2 separate regions of the Mus musculus genome follow, and region 1 is linked to region 2. The links are chromatin contacts, found by Hi-C or POLR2A ChIA-PET in ENCODE. All regions are on one chromosome and are shown on one strand. The core of a region is the stretch at or near the end of the contact, and the rest is flanking DNA. Distances in the headings are between cores, read along the strand shown.

Evidence for each region. A loop is a pair of places that touch in the nucleus more often than their neighbours do. ChIA-PET counts read pairs that join two places held with the same protein, here RNA polymerase II (POLR2A).
Region 1: a loop to region 2 is called in a map of gastrocnemius, with 2.7 times the contacts of the local background. The contact joins the enhancer-like site here to the promoter of Arid1b in region 2. A Hi-C loop is called at or near these places in 2 of 37 maps with a recorded cell type or tissue (T-helper 17 cell and gastrocnemius). POLR2A ChIA-PET finds 5 or more read pairs at or near these places in 4 of 5 experiments (Patski and embryonic stem cell).

The regions. Positions count from the first base shown.
Region 1 is chr17:4,944,782-4,947,481 of GRCm38, reverse strand. Gm41517 (a long non-coding RNA gene) reads left to right here. Exons shown (of 4, transcript XR_876352.2): 4 at 1,886-2,700. Among named protein-coding and RNA genes, the nearest start is that of Gm34625, 8.1 kb to the left of the region's middle. Within about 2 kb of position 1,329, at least 2 of the 3 ENCODE cell types and tissues checked have a DNase peak (open chromatin) inside an H3K27ac peak, as active enhancers do; they include gastrocnemius, where a contact is called at or near this core.
Region 2 is chr17:4,993,799-4,996,498 of GRCm38, reverse strand. It overlaps Arid1b (AT rich interactive domain 1B (SWI-like)), which reads right to left and starts at 1,425. Exons shown (of 20, transcript NM_001085355.1): 1 at 7-1,425. The coding sequence starts at 1,404.

The DNA of each region.
Region 1 (2,700 bases), core at 80-2,579, 49 kb after region 2:
GGGTATCAAAGATCTCTGGAATTAAAGTAATAAAAAAGAAAGAGAGAGAGAGAGAGAGAGAGAGAGAGAGAGAGAGAGAGAGAGAGAGAGAGAGAGAGAAGGAAGGAAAGGAAGAAGGAAGGAAGAAAGAAAGAAAGGAAGAAAGAAAGAGAGAAAGAAAGAAAGGAAGATAGGAAGAAAGGCTCTGTAGTTGCAGAACTAGAAAGCTGCCCAGACTGGAAGCAACTGGTTCTTGTAGCTTATTAACTTAGGTGGGGGCAGGCCAAGCACGGAAGTCCCCAGCTCTGCCCTTGTCTTTTTCTAATGGAGGATTCCCCCTGTTCCTGGGCCTTTAATCGGCCTTTGTTCCTTCGGAATCTAGAAACAAACCTTTTCCAGAAAGGCCAGGGAGAGGAAAGGGGAAGCTGGAAAATGGCTCTTGAGAACCAGTAGAAGAGAAAACAAGGGGTCAAGGGGACCTCAGCTATTACAGGTTCACTCTGGAATCTGGGGGTCTGAACAGCAAACCAGGCAACTTGTGTGGTGACCTGTGTGAGCGGAACATGGCCCTCACAAAGCCCTTTCTTTTCTCTCTTTAGAGAGATGGACTAGCACCCCCTTATTGGCTGTGAGCACGGAGGAGCTCCACGGGGGCGGAGTGCCTCCCTTGGCTTGTAGGTCTGGACCCGAGATTCCTGTGATAAACTGGAAAACAGTTCAGTGCGCTTCTCTGTTAGATGCTGCTCTTTCAAAGGCAGGGAAAAGCAGGCTCTCAGGAAGGAGCTGTCTGGTCCAGCCAGCTCAGGGATAGAGGCTTCCAGACGTTTCCAGGGGCCGAGCTGCTTTTCCTTCTCCAGAGTGATGGCCTGGCTTGTGCACTCATGCAAGACGCTGCTAGTAAGCACTTTTCATGGTGTGTGTGTGTGTATATGTGTGTGTGTGTGTGTGTGTGTGTGTGTGTATGCGTGTGTGTATGTGTGTGTGGCAGAGACAGAGAAGATAGAGACTGAGAGAGACAGAAACACGGGGCGGGGCATGGCAGGGAGAGGAGGGAGGGAGAGAGAGGAGGGAGGGAGGGAGGGAGGGAGGGAGAGAGAGAGAGGGAGAGAGAGAGAGAGAGAGAGAGAGAGAGAGAGAGAGAGAGAGAGAGAGAGAGAATATGAACCCCCTTTGCATGCAGACCCGCACAGTGACCATGTAAGGAGGAAGGAAGTGTGCTGCAGATGCTGTTTCTGTACCTGTGTGCTCAGCTAGGGCCCGGCCCTCTGCTGCCAAATCCCTGGGGGAGCTGACACATGAACCAGTTTCGCTTGTCCCCTGCACCTCCTCCAGCAGGAGCAGCAGGCTAGGCGGGGAGAGGTGACAAGCTGTAAGGCCTTTCCTGCCAGAGCCCGCCCCTCGCAGGCCTGGTGGTTTCTCTGCAAAGGAAACATTCAAAACTCCAGAACGTGGCATGGGTCTTCCCTAGCATGTGTGCCTGTCAACAAGTCACCAGTGTTGGAAGAGCTAAGGGGAATGTGTGAGTTGCAGGAAGCCCACGGAAGACTTTCCTGGAGAAGGCTGTTTACCAGGAGGCGCGTGCTTGCTTCCTGGTCCTAATTAATGTCAGTCTTGGTTACTGTGTTCGCCTTCTTGGCGATCTTCTTAGCTCCATATAATTCTGTGCTTCTACACACCGAAACCATTGCTAGCTGTGCTGAGGAGGTAAAAAGTCCCAGATTTTAAAGAGACAGCTTTTAACCAAAGGATTGTGGCAGGTAGGCGGCATGTTAACTATCCAGGCTTCCAGACAGAATGGAGACCTTGTAACACCTGCATGAGGTCCTGTCTGGGCAGGGATCCTCATTCTGGAGTGTTGCCCTTTGGGGACAGATGGCCTTTTTTTCTTTTTTTTTCTTTTGTCCAGGAAGAGAAAACCCTGTTACATAGAGGATAGAGTGATTTATGCAGACAGTTTAAAGGGTGTTTCACAGCTCTGTGGAATGCAAGAGGCAGCATGATTTGAAGGTACAGTATACTCAAGGGCCAGTGTGGAGTGCACCAATGTTTTCCTTTCCTACTTTGAAGCAAGTTTCAATCCATTTCACTGACGAAACCGGTTAACCATGTGCAAATGTGTAGCTGCCGGAGCCGATCAGCCTTCCCAAGGCTCCATGGAAGCGGTGACTTCTCTCAGCACTTGGGGTCTGGTGTCGGAATAAACTGGTCAATACTGCCTTCTACAGAGCAAATGTCTTCCTTTAGTTCTCACATTTAAAGATATTGTATTTTGGAGGGAGGGGAGACCATGCCTTAATTTTCCTTCAACTGGAAATGATCATAATAAAATATTTGCATTGGAAATCATTTCTATTTTATAGAAATTAAGTTTTCTCTTTTGGAAATCACGGGTTTGGGGCAAAGTAAAACTGCAATATATATACTTTAAGTATTTCAGGGACCAGAGGTTAGCGGTTAGGAGCATGCACTGCTTTTCCAGAGGACCAAGTTCAGCTCCCAGCATCCACTTGTTGGCTCACAACTACTTGTAACTCCAGCTTCTCGGGATTCAACACCCACAGGAGCCCACACAGCTCTGCACATGGCACATGTAAGTTTATGCAGGTTCATGAACACAAAAAACAAAAATAAATCTAAAAGTATCTCAAAAGTTCATGCTTCAGTGAATTGCATATCTAGCGGCAGTTGATTTAAAACTTTGATTTCATTAGAAACACTCCT
Region 2 (2,700 bases), core at 176-2,675:
GGTTACCTGGGATCTGCCCATGGTCGGTCCGGGGGTGCCGGGGCTCATCGCCGGGTGACTCCTTTGTTGCGCGGCCGCCCAGGCCGGGCTGGCAGCGGCGTACTGGGCGCCTAGGTCCTTGCCCAAGCCCATGCCCGCGGCCGCCTGCTGGCCACCCGCCGCCGCCCCCGCCGCCGCCTGGGACTGGGGCTGCGACGGCGGCGGCGGCGCGCTGGAGCTGCTGTAGTCGGGGTAGCTACCGCCGTAGCTCCTCATCATGGGGCTGGGTGAGGTGAGCAGCTGGTTGAGGGTCGGTGTAGCCCCCGACGGGTGCTGGTTCTGGCCGGCGAAGCGCTGGAAGCCCCCCGCCGCCGCCGCCGCGCCGGCGGCCGCCTTGCTGAGGCTCGCGGCCCCGCCGCCCCCGGGGCCCATCATCATGCCGCCGCCCTGCTGCCGCGGGGAGCTCAGCACCCCGTACCCCGAGGACGAGCTCCCATAGCCGCCGCCACCGCCTCCTCCTGCTGCTGCTGCTGCTGCCGCCGCCGCCGCGGCCGCCGCCGCCACAGCTCCGGCTCCTGCTGCCGCTGCCGCTGCTCCTCCTGCTCCTCCTGCTCCTCCTCCTCCTCCACCTCCTCCGCTGCCTCCTCCTCCTCCGCCGCCGCCGCCGCCGCCGCCCGCGCCGGGCCGGCTGTAGCCCGGATAATGGTTGTACTGGCTGTTGGGGTACCCTTCGTGGGAGTTCTGCAGGGGGTCCATGCTGCTGGGGGCCCCGGCGGCGGCAGAGGCGGAGTGCATCATCCCCATCCCGGGGCTTTGTTGTCCGCCATGTTGATCAAAGCAAGGCCCAGCGCGGCCGCCGGGGCCGCCGCTAGCAGGGGCAGCGCTGCCATAGTAATTATTAAACTCCGAGACGGCCGCTGGGCCGCCGCCGCCCCCGGGCACGGCGACCGGCGCGGGCTGCTGCTGCGCGCCCAGGCCCGGGTGCTCATAGCGGCTGCCCGCCGGCTCCCCCATCTTGGGCGGCGCGTCGTCCTCGTCGCCCGGTTTGCTCAGCAGAGGCTGGCCCTGCGGGTCAGCCTGATTGCCCGCGACACTGTCCTTGGCGCCTCCATGTTGCGGCTGCTCCATGTCCGGGCCGGGCTGAGGCGCGCCGCCGCCCGCACCGCCCAGGCTGTTGTTGGCAGTGGGATGCTGCTGCTGCGGCGGTGGCGGCGGCTGCTGCTGCTGTGGCTGCGGCGGCTGCGGCTGCTGGAACTGGTTTAGCTGCTGCTGTAGTGCGTGGTGGTGGTGGAGGTGGTGGAGGTGGTGGGCATGGTGGTGGTGGTGGTGGTGGGCATGGTGGTGGTGGTGCTGCTGATGGGGCGGTGCAGCGGGGGCCTCGCCAACGGCTTTCAGTTTGTGGTTGGGGAGCAGCCCGGTCTCCATGGTCGAGCCGGGGCCCGCCGAGGAGGAAGAGGCCGCGACGGCGGCGGAGGAGGACAGCGCGGCGGCGCTTCCACCCTCCTTGAGAGCCGCCTCGGAGCGGCCGCTCTGCGCGCTGTTGGAGCTGGCGGCCGCCGCGGCGCTCGCGCTATGGGCCATGTTCAGGTCGTGACGGGGGTGCAGGGGGTGGTGGTGCACATTATTCAGGCCGCCGTCGCCGCCCCCCAGGATGGGGCCCGGAGCCGCCACCGCGCCGCGCGCGCCCGTCTCCAGGTCCCGGGCCCCGGGCGCCGGCCGCGGCCCCGAGGGCGCCCGCCGCTCGCCGCTGCCCGCCCGCGCCCGCGCCGCCGCTGCTGCCCGCGCGGCCATGATCGCCGCGGCGTGGCGCGGCCGGGCGGGGTGGGGGGAGACAATGTCCCCACTCGCAGCCGGCCGCCCCTCCTGCGCGCATCCACGCGGCCCGCGGGGAAGCGCGGTGCCCTCCCCACCCCACCCCCCGCAGCCCCGGGCCGCCCGCCGGGGGCGCGCCTTTGCGCTCGGGGGCTCGCGCCCGCTACGGCCTGAACGGGCGGAAAGTTTTTTAGTTCCGCTTGCAATGAAACTTTTCTCTCTCCCTCCCTCACTCTCGCTCGCTCTCTCTCTCTCTCTTTTTCCCCCCTCTCTAACCCGGATATGGGGGGGGGGGGGAAATGCACGACTTGCCTGAGCCTAATCGGGCCCAGCGCGGCGTGAGGGAGCCGAGCGAGCCGGAGCAACTATTATCCGCTTCTCTCCGAGGGCTGCTGCGCACTCGCAAAACGCGGACTGGACTCGGCCCCGGGCGCCGCCGCTGAGCGCACGTTCGCCCGCCAGCTCGCCCCGCTCACCCGGCTGGTCTCGCCCGGCCTGGCGCGGAGGGCCCGGCCCGGGGGAGCGAGGGGAGGGGGGGGGGAACCGGCTGCCGGCGCTCGGGGCCCGAAGCTGCTCGGTCCCCTCGTGCCTCCGGTCTCCCTGCCAACCCGCGCGCGGCCCTGTGTTTGTTTTCACGTCTAAAGGGAGCGGTACGAAGGTGGAAAACGAGTCTGAAGAGCAGACAAAAGAGGGAGAAGGGGCTGGGAAGCAAAGTTGTCTGTTGGGCCTCAGAGGTGGCGAGGAGCCGGTGGAGAAGAGAAACACTCAGGCAGGCCGGGCAAAAGCACTCGGTCTCTCTCAGGAGTTATGTAATTTTTCACAACCTTGGCCTCTGCGCCTGAATTTCAGGCCATCGGCTTAATTCCCACAACTTCATCCAACTGAGAAATTATGAAAGACTTAAGTGAA